Linked DNA regions of Homo sapiens: region 1 is linked to region 2. A link is a loop called in an ENCODE intact Hi-C map of the cell type or tissue named here. Cell type or tissue: ovary. All regions are shown on one strand. Links, peaks and the distances in the headings refer to the core of each region. The heading gives the core; the rest is flanking DNA.

What was found. A loop is a pair of places that touch in the nucleus more often than their neighbours do. Peaks named below come from ENCODE experiments on the same cell type or tissue, not always from the same donor. Only the 100,000 strongest peaks of a DNase experiment are listed, where the experiment ranks them.
Region 1: it touches region 2 in a loop (2.1-fold over the local background); 5 of 110 quality-filtered maps call a loop at or near these places.

What each region holds. Positions count from the first base shown.
Region 1 is chr10:71,325,585-71,342,676 of GRCh38, forward strand. All of the region lies in intron 2 of SLC29A3 (solute carrier family 29 member 3), which reads left to right. It overlaps LOC105378353 (a long non-coding RNA gene), which reads right to left. Exons shown (of 3, transcript XR_946051.3): 2 at 15,724-15,797; 3 at 15,089-15,458. Among named protein-coding and RNA genes, the nearest start is that of SLC29A3, 15 kb to the left of the region's middle. RefSeq lists enhancers at 1,062-1,561, 1,942-2,517, 2,518-3,093. In ovary, for the core only: no CTCF peak of the experiment used is centred there; no DNase peak of the experiment used is centred there; H3K27ac peaks cover 321 bases.
Region 2 is chr10:71,574,514-71,577,013 of GRCh38, forward strand. All of the region lies in intron 8 of CDH23 (cadherin related 23), which reads left to right. Among named protein-coding and RNA genes, the nearest start is that of CDH23-AS1, 64 kb to the left of the region's middle. In ovary, for the core only: no CTCF peak of the experiment used is centred there; a DNase peak (open chromatin) is centred at 1,099; H3K27ac peaks cover 691 bases.

The sequences.
Region 1 (17,092 bases), core at 5,528-8,027, 240 kb before region 2:
GGCCTTTTCTGTTAACTGAGGAATTCACAGATGCCTCCCAGGGCCAGAGCAATGGGATATAAACCATTTCTACAGCTGAGGAAGTGCCACAGGAACGCCGCAGAGTAGTTTACAGCCCCTCAACTCAAGGTGTGTCCTTGGACCAGCAGCCTCACCTGGGAGCTTGTTAGTGATGCAGTCTCCCACCCACTCGAGGCCAATTGAGACAGGGCCTTCGAGCTACCAAGCCCCTCGGGTGACTGAAGGGCACAGTAGAGTTTGTGGTGCACTGGACAGGGCTTGGCTGTGTGAACTCTCCATGCTGCCTCATATTTCTGGACTATATTAGTACTTTTTTTTTTTTTTTTTTTGAGACAGGGTCTTGCACTGTCACCCAGGCTGGAGTGCAGTGGTGCAGTCAAGGCTCACTGCAGCCTCAACCTCCCTGGGCTCAAGTGATGCTCTTGCCTCAGCCTCCTGAGTAGCTGAGACTACAGGCACACACCACCATGCCTGACCAGTTTTTTTGTATTTTTGGTAGAGACAGGGTCTCACTATGTTGCCCAGGCTGGTCTCAAACTCCTGGGCTCAAGAGATCCGCCCGCCTCAGCCTCCCAAAGTGCTGGGGTTACAGGCATGAGCCACCACACCCGGCCATCTTTCTGGTATGTTAAAGGAAGATATTATAATACCACCACCAACTTCTTAGGGCTGTTGTGAGGATTAAGTAAATTAATATGTATTAAAAAGCACTTAGGACAGGGCCTGGCACCCCTATCTGAAGTGCTTTATAAACACTATTATTGTGATGATCATTTGAGGGATGGGCCCATACTTCTAAGCTGCCTGCAGCCCTGGTGCATTTCCACAGGCGCAGGCTTAGCCGGGGTGCTTTACAATCCGCTTTTATTTACCAGTGACTCCAACGTCCCAGCTTTCTGCCAGCCGTGGTAAATCACCTGGCCTACTGGGCTTCCTCCAGAAGGTCCCTGCCTGTCTCGGCCGGCACAGAGCTAGATTGCGTGTGCACCTGCCCTGCCCCTCCTCTGTCCACTGCCAGGTCCCCGGGATCAAGCAGCCTCTGGAGGGAGGGGTGTCCAGGCCTGGCTCTGGGAGCAGCCCTCGCCTCGTGTACTGCTTTCACCGCAAGGCGATCCCTTCCCAGCTGCAGGCACTTGGCATTCTGAGCCCTGCTACGATGCTTTATGGCCTCTCTCCAACTGCTGGCAGGTGCAGATGTAGTACCTTCAGCTGCCCGGAGCTCCTGGCTCTTGGCATCGGAGATGAGAGACCTGTCACCCCTCGATTCATGGGCCGGGATTGGGAAGCGAGCATGCTGAGGCATTTCTGCATTTTGCGGGCCATTTCTCTTTGCCTCATTCCTCATCCCAGCCACCCACCTCCCCAGCTCTTTCCTCCTCTCTTCCTGATTTCCCTGTGAGAGGCTGCCCGTCTGCCCTGTCACCTGAGGGCCACTTTAGGGGAAGGAGGGGGAGAGTCAAATTGGCCTGTCTCTAGCCACCACCTGCAACTCAATTAGCTGTGGGTCTAGATGTTTATTCTTTCCTGTACTTTCCTTTGAACATTTTCTGGGGATGGATGCCATTTGATGGGGAGCTTGACCCAGGAGGAAGGTTTACCCAGACACCCTCTCCCCCAAATTATGTCACTTTCAAGGTCAGCGGGCTCATTTCCTTCTGCCTGGACAAATGTGGGGATGGCTTAGAAAGTATCCTGCTCACTCTGCCCTCCTGTCTCTATTCTCTGGAATAAGAACCTCCAATAAATATATCACAGGTGTATTGGCCCAGGGCAAAACAAAATTTAGAGCATAAATGAGGAAGAATTGATAAGAGAAGATGGCACAGGGGCCTGCAACAGCCGCCATTGCCTGAGCCCGACTCTGGGCCCACCATCCTGGCAGGGGTATTGCATGTGTTGTTTCTCAGCCCTGCAATGCAGATCTTAGTAACCATTTTCTTAAGACAAAAAGCCAGAGGCTCAGAGAGGCTAGGTAACCTGCCTGAGATTACACAGCTAGGAAGGGCTATAGGGAATTTCACGGGGCATTGAGGTGGACAGATGATTACAGACTCATTCATACTCAGAGAGTGGTATGTAGGGTACTATCCTGGAGATTCCCCACCCCCCACCCCCACACTTTGACTCCACCAAACACCATCTTCCTTCCTTTGGAGAGCCTGCCCCTGGTCTGGCCTCCTTTTCCAGCCTGAAACCCCAGGTGCCTGGGTTCTACACCTGGGTCCTGGACCCAGCGTCCCTTGTCCCTTCCCTACCTGACCTGTTTAGCTGGAGGTCCTCCCCGGCTCTGGGGTTGTAAGCCATCCCCTGCCCTGTGGGGCCTCCTTGCCCTCCCCCAGGCTCTCCTGCAGGCCTGTATTGGCTGCCCTTGGCCAAGAACAAAACAGTGAGCTGGACAAGCCCTACTTCCTACCCCGGAGAGAAGAGTGTCTGCACCTTCTCCTGGCCATTCCTTGCTGCAAGGCCCCCACAGCCGCTCTCTACACCTTCCTTCCTGTGTACCTCGGTCTGCCCAGGGACTCCTCTCTGAGGGACTGCAGGATGCGGCCAGGTCATGAGTGGGACCTACAGCCCGACTTAGTGTCAGCAGGGCTGGGACCCGGGCTAGGCACTCTACTGATGCCCCTGTCCATCCCCCCATCTGACCAGGAGGTACCCCAACACTCAGTCCCAGGGGTGAGGCAGGAGACAGAAGCAGCTCATCCCTGGGCACGTCCCCTGAAGCCACCTCTCTGAGTTAGGGGCTCCATGCCTGGGTCTTCAGAGCTGCATCATACTTCCCCATCACGTTCCTGCCCTACAGCTCATGGAGACCGAGCGCTGGCTGGGTGGGAGCTCCTGCTCTCAGCACTTTGCCTGCATTATCTCATGCAGCGCTGCAGCACCCGTAGGTCAGGAACTGTTATCATCCACCATGACAGATGAGGAGGCCTCCCCCGCTGGTGAATAAAACTCTCTTACTCTACATCCTATGCCCCTGGTACACCTGGCATGACACCCAACACATAATAGCACATAAATATTTGTCACATTAGTTATTGTAAGTCTGAGAAGGAAAGCTCCACAACCCAATCCATGATAGTGATGCCATGGCTCTGCAAGGGAGCAGAAGAAGATCTGGGAGTCACAGTGGCTACCAGTAAAGGAGTTTTGATCTTTCAGGTGTGTTGGCATAGACATGAAGTGGGGTTCCTGCCATAGGGAAGGTAGCCAGGTTGTCCTGGTTCAGCAAGTGGGGGACCTAGGGCATCCCCTCCCCTTATTTCCAGTTCCTTAGTTCTGGTCCAGTCTCTCAGCCCTGCAAAGAAGCAAGATAGCATACTTGGGATCTGCCCTTGAAGGGCTGACCTCCCAATCCAAGGAGGAAGTGTTCAAAGGAAGCAGGATGAGCTTGTGTGGAGAAGAGGATACTGGAGGACAGGTTATCAGAGGTTACCAAGTCCCTGCCATGCAGCCTGTACCCACCTCCCGCTTGACCTGCCATCTTCTTTTTCCACATGACATCCTGGTGAGCTAGGTGCTGCCATTCCAGTTGCCAAATGAAACCAAGGCTCACAGATTTTAGGCCACTGACCCAAGGTTATTTGCTAGCAAGTGATAGAACTGCAGAGCCCATGCTTATAACCAGCGTGTTCTCCAAGCTATCTGTCTACCTTGGCACGCTCAGCCCTGGCTGCACATCGGGATCACCTGGGAAGCTTTTAGAAAATACCCCACCTGCGTGTGCCTGTAATCCCAGCTACCCAGGAGGCTGAGGCAGGAGATTCGTTGGAACCTGGGAGGCAGAGGCTGCAGTGAGCCATGATCGTGGCACTGCACTCCAGCCTGGGCAACAGAGCAAGACTCTGTCTCAAAAAAAAAAAAAAAAGAAAAGAAAATACCCCACATCCCACGTGTTCCACTCACCCAATTCTAATTCATTCTGAGGGGCCTGGGCACAAGCATTTTAAGTTCTCTAGATAAGGCTAATGTGTAGCCAGATAAGAACCGTGATCCAAGCCAGGTGTGGTCGCGTGTGCCTGTAGTTCCAGCTACTCAGGAGGCTGAGGTGGGAGAACAGAACAGTGAGCTTGAGCCCAGGAGTTCGAGTTCAGACTTGGCAACATAGTGAAACACCAGTCTCAAAACAAAAAGGACTATGATTCAAGTAAAATGTTACCACATAGGGAGAAAAAGCAGCTGTCCTCTGCCTCCACTAGAGTACCCATTAACCCATTAAACAGGCAAAGGCTACATCATGAGAGACTTAGGTGAGCCTTCTGGGAGAACTTCCTGCCATGCAAGTCGAGTTGTCAAACCTGGCAGTGAAGGGGACAGTTTCCCCCTTGGAGAATTAGGGCCACATCCTGTGGGAAGTCTAAGGAGTTGGCCTAGTCTACCTCGAGTGTGGGGTTCCTCATGGGACTCCCTACAAATGTAGGTGGTTGGAGGGTTCGGTGCTTGTCTAACGGAAATGCTCTGGGCTTGAGCTCCACCCGCAAGCCCACAGTTCCACGCCAGCCAGTGGTGGCCCCTGGAAGAGCCTTTGCCCTTTCTCTTGGTAATGCTCCCCTTTGCTGGGCCAGGGGGCCAAGGGATATAGTTAGGAGATGGGGGCTCCACAGCCACCCTCCTCTTCCTTCCAATTTCCCAGGCTCCTGGAAAAGGAGTGATAGGGCCAACTGGGCTCAACATGGGCATCCTACACCTGGGGTGGCACAAAGCAAGAGCAAGTGAAACTGGGAGAGCAGAAGAGAGGCAGTCCTGAGGCCCTGACCCAGCTGGGTAACCTCTCTGTGCTGTGTCAGGGAGTGGAGGCTCCCTGTTCCCAGAGGTTTAAAAGTCACAGGATATCTATTTGGTAAAGGCTCCACAGCTAGGTGAAAGGTGGATTGGTCCTGTCTCATAGGACCACAAGGTAGCTGGGAGGAACCCAGATTTGGCAACAGAGGGACTCTAGTCTAGCAGTGCCCTTACCCACTGTGTGGGTTGGAGGCATGCTCTGTCGCCCTTGGGCCTTTTGCCCACAGACCCACCTGGCAGCATTTACATAACGCTGCAGACACAGGTAGGGTGGAAAGTCCTGACAGTTATGGTGTGCCTTATAGATGGTGGCTCCTGCATGAGGACTTCACTAAATCCCAACATTCGCTGCCTTTACTAAGCTCTTACCATGTGCCAGGCACTGCTAAGGGCACAGATTCATTCATTAACTCAGCAATATTTATTAAGCAATCTACTGTGTACTAGAAGCTTTTTTTTTCATGATCTTTTGTTTGTTTTTTTTTTACAGCCCAAAGACATAGGTTTATTATACCCATTATACAGAGAAGGAAACCAAGGTTGAAAAGTTTAAGTCATTTGCTCCCAGGTACAAAGTAAGTGATGACTGGGACTCAGACCTGGGCCCTGTCAACCCAGGTATCCGTGATCTTAACCCCAGTGCTTTATATCAGCATTTTCGAAATTTTTTGGAGCATGATGGCTGTCTCACCTGGCAAGATATTTGTGTCTATAATGCAAACAACAGTTTCATGAAGCTGCGTCTGTACTTAAAAAAAGAAAACTCCACTCTGACTGCAGTTTCAAGGAGGAGCAAGTGATGCAACAGTGGCAGTGCTGGTTGTAAGCCATGCAGGATGAGGATGGAAAGTTTGTCCTTGAGTTTGACCTTGTGCAGGTTCATGGTGACCTTGGGGAGCAGCATCGTGGAGGATGGGGGGAGAGACAGAGGAGACAGCAAACTCAAGGAATTTTGCTTTAAATGGGAGCAGGACAATGAGGCACAAGCTGCAGGGAACTGTGATTCAGAAGGGGGAGAATTTTCTGTTCTTTTATTTTTAATACGAGAGACATAGCAGGCAGTTTGTGTGTGGAAGCAAATGATCCAGCAGAGAAGGAAAAACGCATGATGAAGAAGAGGGAGCATAGCTCAGCGAGGTCCATGAGCAGGCCAGAGGGCTCAGGTGCACAGAGAAGGGTTCCAGAAAAAGATGCAGACAGCTCACTCACCTTTAGTAAGAAAGAAGGCAACAAAGGATTAAATAGAATAAAATAAAATTCTGGTCGTGACCCATCAAATGAATTTCATATTCTTTAATGAGCTGTGCAACCTGTAGTTTGAAAAACCCTGCTCTGCCTGTTTCCCCTAACTTTGTAGCCATCTATGAGGATGCGTCATGTCCTCATTCCACAGAGGAGGAAAGTAGAGACAGTAAGTAACTCGTTGGTGCCACATAGCTAATAAGAAGGGGGGTGGCAGCCCAGGGTACCTGAATCAGTATCAGATTTCCTGGGACACTTGCCAAATACCCGGATTCCTAGACCCTTCCCTGATGGCTTTATCTCCCTGGGTGAGGCCTGGGCACTGTTGCCAGGTGGTCCTGTTGCCAGCTGGCCAGGGGAGCAGGTATCTAGGAGTCTCTCCTTTGTGCCAGGTGGTGTTCCTGCAGAACCGTTTTAGTGCTACTCAGATCTCTCTCCAAATGGAAACAATGTTTAGACTCCCTTTGCAATCCTCTTTTATTCTTTTTTTCTTTTTTCTTCTCTTTTCTTTTTCTTTTTTTTCTTTTTTTTTTTTTTGAGACACATTCTTATTGTATCGCCGAGGTTGGAGTGCAGTAGTGCGATCTTGGCTCCTGGGTTCACTCTGCCTCCCGGGTTCAAGTGATTCTGCTGCCTCAGCCTCCTGAGTAGCTGGGATTACAGGCGCCCGCCACCACACCTGGCTAATTTTTGTATTTTTGGTAGAGATGGGGTTTCACCATGTTGGCCAGGTTGGTCTTGAACTCCTGACCTCAAGTGATCCGCCCACCTTGGCCTCTCAAAGTGCTGGGATTACAGGCGTGAACCACTGCACCCTACCAGCAATCCAATGTTTAAGAGCAGAATTCCCAAGAGTGGAGAAGGGCACAACACCCCTCCTCCCCGCATAGAAAGAAGTGTATTAAAGTGGGATTTTGCCTGAGCTTTGTCATCCTAGGAAAAGAGATGGGGAGTCTGAGGTCAGGCAGCATGGGCTTCAGGCTTTCTGCCACTGGGTGTGCATGAGTGGCTGCCAGTTGCTTTGGCTGGCGTGGATGACTGCTCTACACCATTTTTAAAAATTAGAACCAAAAGTGAGTCATTTTTTAAAATCCCCTTGTCCACCCTCTGATTCTAACTGCGGGCCCAGCCAGCGTGCCATTCCCAATAAATAATACACCTGTGATGGCTTTTTCTTCTGTTTTTAGCTCTTGCTGCATCCTGCAGAGGGGAAAAAAGCCTAGTTTGAAACGCTGTCAGTCATGCCTTTGGTGGCCTCAGCTTCTCTAGTTCTCTTCTTATTTTCTCCCTAAGTGCTCACGACCCTTCTTCCCCACCCGCGCTGCGCTCCCTTGCCCTCCAGGCTATTGACTGCTCCCTCTCTGCCTTCGATTTTATTTCTTCCTGCATATATCCTTAAAATCCAGAGGCGATTTCCTGGACAAATTAGAAGATGGCCTGGACCTTAAGTGCTCCAGTGTCTCTTTAACATGATTGATATCACAAGTGTCCAGAGAGCGGAACCTAAATTAGAGTCTCCACCAAGGAGCCCAGCGCTTTTGACACAGGCAGGCAGCCTGGGAAGGGTCTGCAGCACTGGGTGCCTGGGACCTCCTTGCTGGCCTCTTGCCGGTCCTCACTGCCTGGGAGGACTGTGTAACAGCCTTTGCCTGTTTAATGGGTTAATGAGTACTCTAGTGGAGGCAGAGGACAGCTGCTGTTTCTCCCTATGTGCCTGTGTTTCTGTGCACGTCTGTGCCTGTCTGCATGCAGGCACCTGAGGCCTAGAGCAGCCTGTGGTTTCTGCCCACATGCACCTCCAAAGAGAAACAGCCTTCCCAAGGCGGGAGCAGTCTGTTGTTGAGGAAGTGCCTGCCAGGGGTTGGCTAAGGACTCCCTCTTCCTGATGGTCCCTAAGGTTTTCTACTACAGAGAGAGGCTGGAGCACCCCCAGACCACCTCCTCATTACCACCAGGCCACAGGGCATGGCCCTTGTCCCTGGTCATCAGCCTTGTGACACTGATGCACGGGACCCTCTGGGGGATGCAGAAGCCTGCCCGGTCAGGCAAGAGTAGGTGGGGTGTTTTCTTGAAAGGCCTTCTTCCTCTTTTCCCTATCACATGGCAGAAGTCAGGCTGCAGAAGAGGAAAGACTGGCTGGCCCGAGCATCAGCAGTGGCTGAGCCTCTGATCAGCTCATCCTCAGGGAGCTTGGGGTCACTCGTGCATGGATCCGTGAGGTTCCCTGTTTCTCTGACCCCTTGGTTTCTGAGCCCTTACTCTGCCTATTCTGGTTACAGCCTGAGAGTACATGAGGGGAATAAAGGGGATAAGAATCAGAGCAGTCAGCTTGCCCCTTGCTAGGGGACCTTGCGAAGGCTTGGCCGAGGCAGGGTATAAAGGTAGGTAGAAATGAGGTTTCCATCTTCCTTGCTCACCCTGCCTGGCAGAAAGACTCTGGATTCAGGAGAGCTGGCTTCTGTTTCTGACTGTGTTTCAAACTTGCTGGGTGACTTGAGACCATGTCCTCCTTTGAGGAATGAAGATATGAGACCGTAGATTGGGACCCAGAAACTTTTCCCGCAAAGGGCCAGATGGTTCGTATTTTAGGCTTTGTGGGCCCCACAGTCTCTGTTTGCTACTCAGCCCTGCCCTTGCAGAGTGAAAGCTGCCCTTGACAACATGTAAACAAATGGGCTGACCGAAGGCCGACCGCGTTCCAGTGTTCACACAAAGGAAGAGGGCAGATTTGGCCCGGGGGTAACCCGCTGCTAACCTCTGGACTGGGAACACTCACTTACAGCTCTTTCCCAGTTCTGTGATCTATTATAGTGGTACCTACCCTGCTGAATTTGTCTTCATATCACTGACCACTGCCTGGCCTATTATCTATTTGTTTATGCATTTGCTAGCCATCTCTTTGACTAGATGGGCAGTTCCATAAAGGCAGGAACTTGAGCTGAATCTCCCATGTCTACAACATCTAGCGAGCTCAGTAAATATTTGCAGAAGGATGAATCCATCTCTGAGTATTTGTGGAGAGGAGACAGGGACAGGAGGAAGAACCGCCATCGCTGGATTGTGCACCGTGATCCCGCAGTGCACCTCCACCACAGCCTGCACACCCGGACCTGCCTGGGCCCCAGCCTCCCCCCATCCCCATTCATACTCCAGCTCACCCCTGTGGAGGCTTGAGCACATCAAGCTCATTCCCGACTCAGGGCCAACCGTACGCTGTTCCCTCTGTCCAGGCTCTAGGTTAGCCAATTATTTGTATTTTAGTTTTATTGCATTTATCCTAATTTGCAGTCTTTTTTCCCCCCACTTGCTGTTGACTCTTTTTTTTTCTTTTTTTTTTTTTTTGTGCCTCCCTCCCTAGAACACTGGCATTCCCAGCCCCTAGAACACATTGAGCACATACAAGCTGCTTGGCCATCATTTGTTGAATGAGTGAATGAGCTCTAGAAGGTCAACTGCCTTTCACCTTTAGTGAGTGAATAGATGAATGAATAAATTAACCACTGCTACCTGCTTCTTCCCATCTGCTCCCTCCACCCATTTCTGCCAGGTGATTCCTTCTACACCCAGCACTGCCCCCCATACTGTTTGGCGTTGAGAAGCCCCCAGAGCTCCCCAGTACCTTCCAAAACAAAACCCCTCTTTAGGCAGCTGCCTGAGACCACCCGCGAATCGGCCCTCAGCCACCCTTGCCTCCACGCGCCCCATCATTTCTCCAAGTGGAGCCCCCAAGGTTTCCGGCAAAGGAGCCAAGCGAGGGGACAATGCAGCAAGGTGCAGGAGGGGCCTGGAAGCGAGGCTGCAAGGAGGAGGGGCGTGGCAGTCACAGGGAGGCTGATTTATAAGGCGCAGAGGCTGAGGGTGGCCAGGCCCAGGGAGGAACTTGAGCAAAGGCGTGGAGGGGATGCCTGGGGGAGAGGCTAGAACCCGAGGGGAGACTGGGTGGACACGTGAGCCATAGTCAGGTGATGTGGAGACGGGGCCAGTAGATGTGATTGACTGGGGTGAGGGTGAAGGAGAAACCAAGGAAGCTTTGAAGAGGGGCTGAGAAAAGGAGGATGACCATGGGGCCTTCAGAGGGGCTGCTTGGGAGTCTTCTCTTGAAGGCCTTTGATTTGAGGAGCTTGGGGTTTGGGCTCAGCAGGACCCCCAAGCGGTTGTTCTGGATGAAGAGACGGATGTATGGGTAGAGGTCATGAAGCCAGGGGAGGTGAGCTTCTCCTACCACCACCCCCACCCTTACAAAAGGAGGGCAGGAAACGAAGGATGGAGCTCAGGGGGCACCTTGGGATGGTGGAGGGAGCCAGAGGTGGACAGAGATGATGAGGAAGTGTGGAGGTGGGGGCGGGTGTGTCCTTGTGAATCTGGAGGAGAGGAGTGCTGGAAGGACATTGCATTAGTTTCTTGTGGCTGCCTTCACCAAGTACCACAAACTGGGTAGCTGAAAAGCAAGGCTCTAGGGAATAACATTTCCTTGCTGCTGCTTTGGCATTTTTTGGCTCATGGCAGCATCACTGCAGTCTGTGGCTCTGTCTTCACGCAGCCTCTGCCTGTGTGTCTGTGTGTCCTTCCCTCTTTTCCCGTATACTGTGGATTGAGGGGTCATTCCTCCTCCAGTAGGATCTCCTCTTAACTAAGCATGTCTGCAAAGACCCTATGTCCAGATAAGTCACATCCTGAGGTTCTGGGTAGACATGAATTTTGGGGGCATGAATTCAGCCCCCTCTAGACGGGGTAGCATGCAGTGTCTGGATTGTGAGGAACAAGACCAGGCCTTGGTTACAGGTGGGCTGCGAGGAGGACGCTGAGGACCCTTAGAGGAAATGTTTCCCCAGGGCAGCCGGGAGGGACACGGCTTTGGCAGTGGCAACATGGACTACATTTTCAAGGAGTGTGGAGTGAAGGGGAGGAGGGGCCTGGTTCCTGGAGGCAGCAAAGTTAAAGTAGTTTTTTTTTCTTTACCCAAAGGGAGACCTAAGAGAGTCTCTTGGCCAGCAGAGAAAGGAACAAGCAGCAGTGAGGGAAAGAGAAAATGCAGGCAAGAAAGGTGGGATTCATGGTGTGAGTCTCCAGGAAGTCAGCTTAGGCTGGAGGAAGAGCCCTTTTTGCGGAGTGGAAAGGAGGTGTGCTCCAGAAAGCCTTGCACACACTGCAAGGAGGAAGGCGGGGAAGCTCATTCCAGAAGACAGGAACTTTGCTCATCGTCCAGCAGGGATTCCTGAGGAGGTGTGAGAAAGGATTGAAGGCTGGGGAGAGCCCCGGGGTGCTCAGAGAGCAAGATTTACAGTGAGCCCAGGCCTGGAGCTGTCATGAGAGGCCAAAGGAGGGACGGTTGCATGCAAGGGTCAGATGGGGACCCTCTTCCTTAGGGTGGCCACAGTGGCTTCGTCTGTCTGGCCAGCATTTTCCAGAGCTTACCTGTCTGATTCTGACCCCAGATTTGTCCTTCCCTTGGGCCTCTGGCCTCCCCTTCAGCCTGGCTGCATCTAGCCTCCTGCCTGGCCCCTGGAACAGGCATTGCCCCCCTTCCCTGCCCAGCCAGCCCTCCCAGCTGGTCCCTGCCCTTGGCCACACACCCATTATCTTTCCTGAGCCAGTGCTCCAAACACAGGGCCTTGGAACTTGCAGAAAGGTTACCAGCCCCACCCCTTATGGGGACATCTGCCCTCTGCTCACCTCATTTTGCTCAGGAATGATCTGGGCTGATGCCCAGGGCAAGGGCACCTCCCCTGCAATATCCCAGGCCGCAGAACTCAGCTATCCGAAAGCGGCAAGTTTGCAATGGCAAACTATTCTTGGCTCCAACCTGCTCGCTGCTGCTAATTTCATGCCCCTGTGATCCAGGTAACGCTCTGCTGCCTTGAGCTGCCACCCCCAGGCTTGAATCGCTTTTCCTCGCCCGCCCGGTAGGAGCCCAGCTGCCTCTGCTGCTGCTTCCTGGAGGTGGGGGCTGCACAAAGCTGCCTCGCAGAAGCCACTCAGCAGCACGGACACTGAGTCTGCCGCAGCTCGTGACTAATTTGCTGCACTTATTTCAAAGTGCCCAAATGGCATTCAGGGAAGAGAAAGCTTAACCAGGGTCTGCCAGAGATAAACGGGCTCATTTCGGGGCCTCCCTGCCCGAAGAAACCTCTTTACCTGGACTCTGAGCCTGGAATTGAATTCTTCCAGAAGAGACCCTTAGCACGGAGCCTCTCAGTGTGGCGGAGGAGAGGAAATGTGGCCCGTCATAAAATGGGCCTCACATCTGGCCAGCTGGCTCTGGTGGGCTTTTAAATTGTGTTTGAAGAGCATCTCTCCCCTTTCCTGGTGTTCGCAAACTGGGTCAGTGTAGCAAATGGAAATGAGTTTCCTTCTCACCATAGCGAGCAACTCAAGTGCCCCCCTGCCCAGGCCAGCAGTGGCTCATCCACATTCACCCACCATATGGGGGTACCCTGGCGCCTGGCACCCCTGGGCCAGGGCCTGTCCACAGTCTGGGTGAGGAACCCCCATGCCCACCCTGGGCCAGTCTGGGTGAGGCCCCCATGCCCACTCTGGGGCTCTTTGCAGGGGTTGCAGAGTAAGGCGAGAGCTTGGAAGCCTGCCCCATGCTGCCCACCCACAGACACTCTTTAACATGGTCTTTGCTTAGCTGCCAACCATGTCCGTCAATTTTGGGTAACTGACAGAGGTGGGGGCTTTTCTCTTAATCTTTTTCTTTTCTTTTCTTTTTAAAACTACGAAGACCCATAGGCCTCTGGAAATGCTGAGGGGAATGGGCGGTGGGATTTGAGAGAAAAGATTAGCTAATGTATTCCTTTACTCTTGTCTACCACTGCAGAAAGAGGAGAAAGAAATCAAACCCTGGCCGGGCACCATGGCTCAGCACCTGTAATCCCAACACTTTGGGAGGTCAAAGCAGGTGGATCACCTGAGGTCGGGAGCTCAAGACCATCCTGGCTAACATGGTGAAACACTGTCTCTACTAAAAATACAAAATTAGCTGCGTGTGGTATTGTACGCCTGTAATCCCAGCTACTCGGGAGGCTGAGGTGGGAGAATTGCTTGAACCCAGGAGGCGGAGGTTGCAGTCAGCCAGGATCATGCCACTGCACTCCAGCCTGAGCGACAGAGCGAGACTCTGTCTCGAAAAAAAAGAAAAAAAAATCAAACTCTGTCATTTGCTGGCTTGGGCAGGTCACCTGCACCTTAGGGCCAGGTAGAAGAAAGACACTGCCCTCCCTGAGAGGAACGTGTCTCACATTCCTGCTTGCTGCTGGAAGGCATGTGGCTGCCAGGCCCAGCATCTGAGGCTTCCTGGTGATGCACCGCGACCCCAGTGATAGTGTTTGGGCTTGTGCCTCCAGGAGACAGACAACCTCAGCTAGAGCAGCTTATACATTTGTAGGGGGATGATAAATATGTCTCCACCCGGTCTCTGCCCTGCTCTGCAGCAAAAGATGCTGCCACCAGCACTCCCAATGTGGACCTCTGTGTACCTCTGGGAAATTCCTCTACCTCTGTGAGCCTCAGGCTGCTTATCTGTAAAATGAGAGCGATTCCAGCCCTGCCTCGCCCTCACTGGCTGTGGTAAGAGCACATGGGCTGGGGTGTGTGCAGGCCCTCTGGAAGCTGTGCTGCTTGCATGTCAGAGTTCCCTGGCATTCTGCAGAGCTCCCACTTCCCCACCTGGGTTAACTGACTTTGATGCGATTACTTAGAGACTGGATGTTGAGTCCCACACCCTGCCTGAGCTCCAGGTCATTGCAGGGTGCAGATAACGCTAGGGAGATAGTGGTGCGCAGGGAGATCAGATCTCACATTCAGGGAGCACAGCTATCCCTCTGTTCCTCAGAGCTGGGCCTCTCCCACGTGGGTTTGAGAATTCAGAGGTGACTGATGGGCCTCTCTGCCATTAGCGCTCTGGGGGTTGAGTGCCTTGGCTGCTTGAGGTTCTGCCAGCCCTCCTGTGGATGGGATGGACAACACAGTGTGGTTTGCTTCAGCTCAGGAGGGGCTGTTGGTGCTAAGGAAGCCTCAGGTTGCTTTCAACAGATGAGCTGCGCTGGCATCCTCACTGGTGGGGAAGCATCCCTTCATGCTTTTGTGCCAGCCGTTCTGTCCTGTTGGGAATGTTTCTCTCCCCACTGGCACCCATACCTGCCATATCTGTCTGACATGCTTCCCCCAATCTTTCCAGCTGCCGTCCAAGATGGCCCTGGTGGAAACCCCCCAGAGCCCCTCCTTCCATGCCCCCCAACACTTTGTATCTGTTGTACTCCAGCTCCAGGCTTGCGTCCACCTCCCCGAGGGCACGCAGGTGCCACAGCTCCTCCGTTGTATCCACCCAGCCACCAGCACAGCACTGGCACACGGGCTTGACACCTCTTCAGCAAACAAAGGGACAGGTCAAAACAGGAAGAGGTGCTGACCTGCACAGAAGTGGCTGCCCAGCCAGGGCTGAGCACCATGAGATTACTAACCAGCCTAAGGGTCTCCTGCCCAGGGCCCTCCTGCTGGGGCAGAGAAACTTGCTTGGGAGGCCTGTCACCTCCTAATGTCTTTGCCCTGCATCCACCTGCGTTCCAGCCCTGCCTTCTTGCTGAGTCATACCCAGCCTTTCACCTCTGGTTCTATAAGGCCCACATTGACCCCCAGGCCTCCAGGCTTTTAGTCAGCTATGTAAACAGAGCTGCTGTGGCATAATTCTGAGTGGCGCCATTCCTATCACAAGCCTACAGGTCTGGTGCCCCTGGAGTTGTGCAAAGTTCAACCTCCACCATCATACACAGTGGCCCCACTGCCAGCTCCCTGACGATCTTCTCATCCCCCAACTCCTCTATGGCTGGAGCTGGCCTTTGGGTCCATGTGCTCATCTCTAGAAGTGGAGTTGGTTGTAGGGGTAGAACAAATCAAAACAGACTTTTGAGGGAGCTCTCAGGAATCAGGCCCCAGTGGAGGTGAACTCTGTGAACGATCCCCAAACACTGCTGTACATAAAATCCCCCATTCATTAGATGGATGGATTGCTTTGGGGGCAGTCTTGTTACCATCCTAGTCACAGTGAGTTTGGAGCTGTATTCAAATGTTTTCACATTTCCGTAAGTAAAATGGGAGAAGATAGCCCCAACACCTCTTGGAAGCAAATGAGATGAACCCAGGAGGGACATGCCAGCTGCCTGGCTACAAAGTAAATAATCAAGAGTGGAACGTAGACCTTCGCCGCTGGTTTCTTAGGAAGGCAGTGCTGGTGGGAATACTCCATCAGGGAGTGCGGTCCAGGGAAGTAAGAGGGAGGGAAAGGGAAGTAGGGCTGGGACACAGAGAGCAAACACAATGGGCGATGGTATTTTGGAGCGGCCACAGCTTTGCAGCAGCACACACGGAACACCTTGGAAAAGTCTTGTGGAGCCACCACGTTCAGAGCAGCCAGTCTGGGGAGAGGAGAGGCGGGCGAACGATCTGTGGGCTCCTTCCAGCTCCTGCCTCTCATTGGTTAAAGTGGGTCTCACGGGGCTTGACTCCCCCATCCTCAGGGGAGCGTCCCCCACCCCTCTCACAGCCACTGGTGCAGCCTAGCAGGGCGTGGGGTCTCTCTGTGGGGGTCAGCTCCTCCTTTGGTGGCAGTGGTGGCAGCAGTGGCAGTGATTTTATGACCATGGGACCAATGGCTGTGGACAGGGGACCAAGGTGAGTTACCTGAGGGGCAGGCAGGGTAAGTCCGTCTGGAGCAACATCCACTAAGTCCGTTTCTTGAAATCAGCACATGCCACCTGCAAAAACCCTAATTTCAGCAGAGGGTTTGGTGGGGAAGGGCTGCAGGGACTGGTGTGCTAACCCTCTGTGCCCCTCATGGGTGAGCACACTGCTCCTCCTGTCTCTTGGGGGGTCAAAGAAAGGAACATGATCAACTGTCCTGGTTTTCTTCAAGGAACTGAATTTAAATTGAAACAGGAAGGCTGAAATATTCAGGAAAACCCTGATTAGTAGGAACCCAGCTATCGGAAACCCTCATGAATTAGGAATCTATCTCTGCCTAGCAAAATACTACAAATGAGTGGCTTAAAACAACCTGGATTTATAATTACAGGGTTTCTGTGGGCCAGAAGTCCAGGCACAGCTTAGCTGGGTCTCCTGCCTGAATTTGCACAAGGCTGCAATCAGTCAGCCAGAGCTACAGTCTCCTCTGAGGCTTAGCTGGAGAAAGGTCACTTCCAAGCCCACTCCAGTTGTTGGCAGAATTCAGTTCCTAGTGGTTGTAGGCCTGAGAGCTTCAGTTTCTTGTGGGGAGAGGGCTGGAGACCGCCCTCAGCAACTTGGGGTTCCATGCCAGGTAGGGTTCCCCAACATGGCCACTTGCCTCCCCAAATCTGGCAAGGGAGGAAAAGAGTCCAGCAATGTGGGTGCTACAGTCCTATGTAACACCTCATGTTTGCTCTACTCTCTCGGTTGGAAGCAGCCACAGGTCTCATCCACACTCAGGGGAGGGCATCGCACAGGTGTGAGCATCAGGAGGCACGGATCACGGGCCACCTTAGAGTCTGCCACCACACCTCATTTTAGAACTTTTCCTATAGGCAAAAGCAGCAAATAATTGAATACAACCCACCATGTGTTTCTATCAGGAATTAAGTGGTTTGTTTTTATAAATTCTGTGGGATGTGCTGAGTCAACTCCTGTCACCATGTGCATCTCCATCTCCTGATCTGTGCTCATGGAATGATGGCCTGGCCTCAAGTCTGTTCTCTGAGTTCTTTGTAAGGCAGAGAAATGGGCCCAGACAACAGAAAGAGACTCAGAGTCTTATCCAGTGGTCAATATCCAAAAAGCTTTTCAACATTAAATGATACCTTTTACTGCTTCAATATCAACAAACAGGCACATTCAGTTACCTGAAAAATTCTCATTCAGGGAACCTGAGCCTGCTCGAAGAAACAAAATCATCAGAGATTCTGCATTACACAGATCGAGCAGCCACTGGATGAAGGGGCCTCACCGGGGCTTGGGCTGGGGGCAGACGCAGCCCCATCTGCAGCCCTCTCCTCCTAAGGGCCTCTCTCCTTCATTC
Region 2 (2,500 bases), core at 1-2,500:
CAGCCCCCACCAGCCTGCTCCCCCCAAGGACGCCTCCTACTCCTGAAGCAAGCTGCACGTTCACCTTTCAAGTCCTTAATCCCGTCATGGAAATGGGGTAGGGGGTGTCCCGGCTGAGCTTGCTGAGCAGGAGGAGGACGTGGGTCCCTGAGGCCAGGAACAGCCCAGCTGGGCTCCTGTGTCCACGGCTTTCCTGACAAGGGCATCTTTGGAAGGGGACAAGCCACAGAGGGAAGAGAAGTCCAGCTTCTCTCAACTGTGTCCCCACTGCCCGGGCCTCAGAGGCTGGGGCTGTGTCTCACACCTCACCCCCTCCTCATCTTGGCACACGCACTGGGTGCAGAGCCCTGAGCCCTTGCCTCCTCCAGAGAGCAAAGGGGTCCCCCAGGCACACCCCACACTGCCCTCCATTCCCCAGTCACCTCCGCCTCCCTCCACCCCACCCCCCACTGCACCATGTGACTCTCAGCAAATCCCTGAGCACTCTGAGCCTCGGTTTGCTCACACATACCCCCATGTGAGGAAAGAGAGAGAGGGGGAACCTTGCTGGGGGCCCCACACAGTGGAACATCGTAGACACTCCACTAGTGCCAGTTCTGCCCTGGAGGCTGCTAGCTGTCCTCACAATGCACAGAAAGCCACTTGCCTCTAGGTAGAGATGATTAATATGGGGTGTTGGGGAGTCTGAATTTGCTGAAATTCTTTGGAAAAATCCACGTGGATGTGCATTTTCTGGAAAGAGGCCCCTGAGTTGTCATCAGATGCACACAGTGATTCCAGGCCCAAATAAAGTAACAATCACGTTTATAGCATTCACCATGTGCCAGGTGCTCTTCTGAGTGCTTCACGTTTATCGGCTGCTGAGGGGTGGGGATTGTGATTTTTACCCATTTTATAGATGGGGAAAACAAGGCAGAAAGAGGTTATAAGTAACTTACTCAAAGGATTCGAGCGCACGCAGTCTGGCAGCAGAGTCAAACCCTTAACCACCTTGTGGTGCTTTTCTGCTCCTCCCATTACAAACAGCGGGGCCCCTGCAGGCCTGCACACTGTAGCCTCTCTCTCGGAGGCGTCCTACTCCCTGAAATGTGGATTCCTGTGCAGGGCAGAAGCCCTTGGCAGGTCGCACCCTGGCGCACACCCCAGCTGGACTGGCTCCCTGGAGAAGCACAGCAGGCAGCGTGCCCTTGGGAGCAGGGTCGGCTCCGGGCCGAGCACAGCCGCACTTCTCCATCCCCCGTCTTTGGAAATAAGTTTCAGTATATTGAAAATATAATCACTGAGCCTCTGAAACAAGAGCTGTGGGCTCCCAGGAGCCCCCATTCCTCCCTGTTAATTCCTTCTCATAATGTTTCCAGTCTTTCTGGCTGCACTTGTATTAAAAGCTCAGGGTTTTATTAAAAGTGGATTTATTTACCCAAAAAAAGATGAAACCCCAAACTTTGCCAGGAGCCTGTCAGAGCTTGCTTCGTAGAAGCTCGGGTATGACTCTTTTAGGAAGAGTCCCCATTGTCCTCCTGTCCTGGAGAACCGACTGGCCTCCACAGAGCCCTGCCCGCCCAGGGGGCCTCTGGGCAGCCCCATGCAGGAGCCCAGCACGGGCTCTGAGGACTGAGGGCACTTTTGTCGCCAGGTCTCCTCTGCACAAGCCTGCACCAGCCCCCTCGTGTCTCCCCCTGAGGATCACTGTCCCAGGCCTGGCCTAGCCCTGCTCTGCATGTGTGTCTGGGACATGCAATTGCCCCTGAGTACTGCTTAGTGACTCTCTGGGGTGGTGATCCAGTGGGCCTCAGGCCCAGTTATCCTAGCAAGCCAGGAGAGCACGGAGCAACTGCTGTGAAGGGATACAAGTGCTTGGGGAGGGTGAGGTGGGGGGTGCCCCTGCTGTGTCATGGCAGCGAGACTGGGTGGAGTTAGAGGAGGGGTAGCTTGCCCCACAAGAGCGCAGGGCATGCGTGTCAGGGAACAAGCCTCTGCACAGGTGAAGGGGGTGGGGGTGCAGCTCGGGCTTCAGCCTCCTGCTGATAAACAGTGAGTGGAGGGAAGTGGCCGAGGACACAAGAGCCCTTCATTAGCCATGCAGATGCCAGGGTTGACATTTCCCTAGGGGGTGGGGACAGGCTTATCTTGCTCTCCATCACCCAGGGGAACACTGTGGCCTGGAGCCAGAGCCTCAGGCAGGCATGGTGGGCAGGCATGGCTGGCACTGGCCATGGTGTGATAGGACCTGGGGAACCAAGTAAAGGCTGCCCCAGGCAAGGGGCGACTCAGCGAGTGGTGGCGGTGACCTTCCACCCTAAGGTTTAAGGGCTCTGTGAAGGTTTAAACAAACTCTTGTTTGTTCGTTTGTTTATTCAGTCAATCAATCAACCCATCAATTGATATTCGAATGTGCCAGTTGTATGCCAGGATCTCTTCCTAGGACAGTCTTATGCCTCCAGGCACTTGCCTGAGCTCTGCCTTCTGCCCAGAGCACCTTCCTCTTCATGTTCTCTCCCTG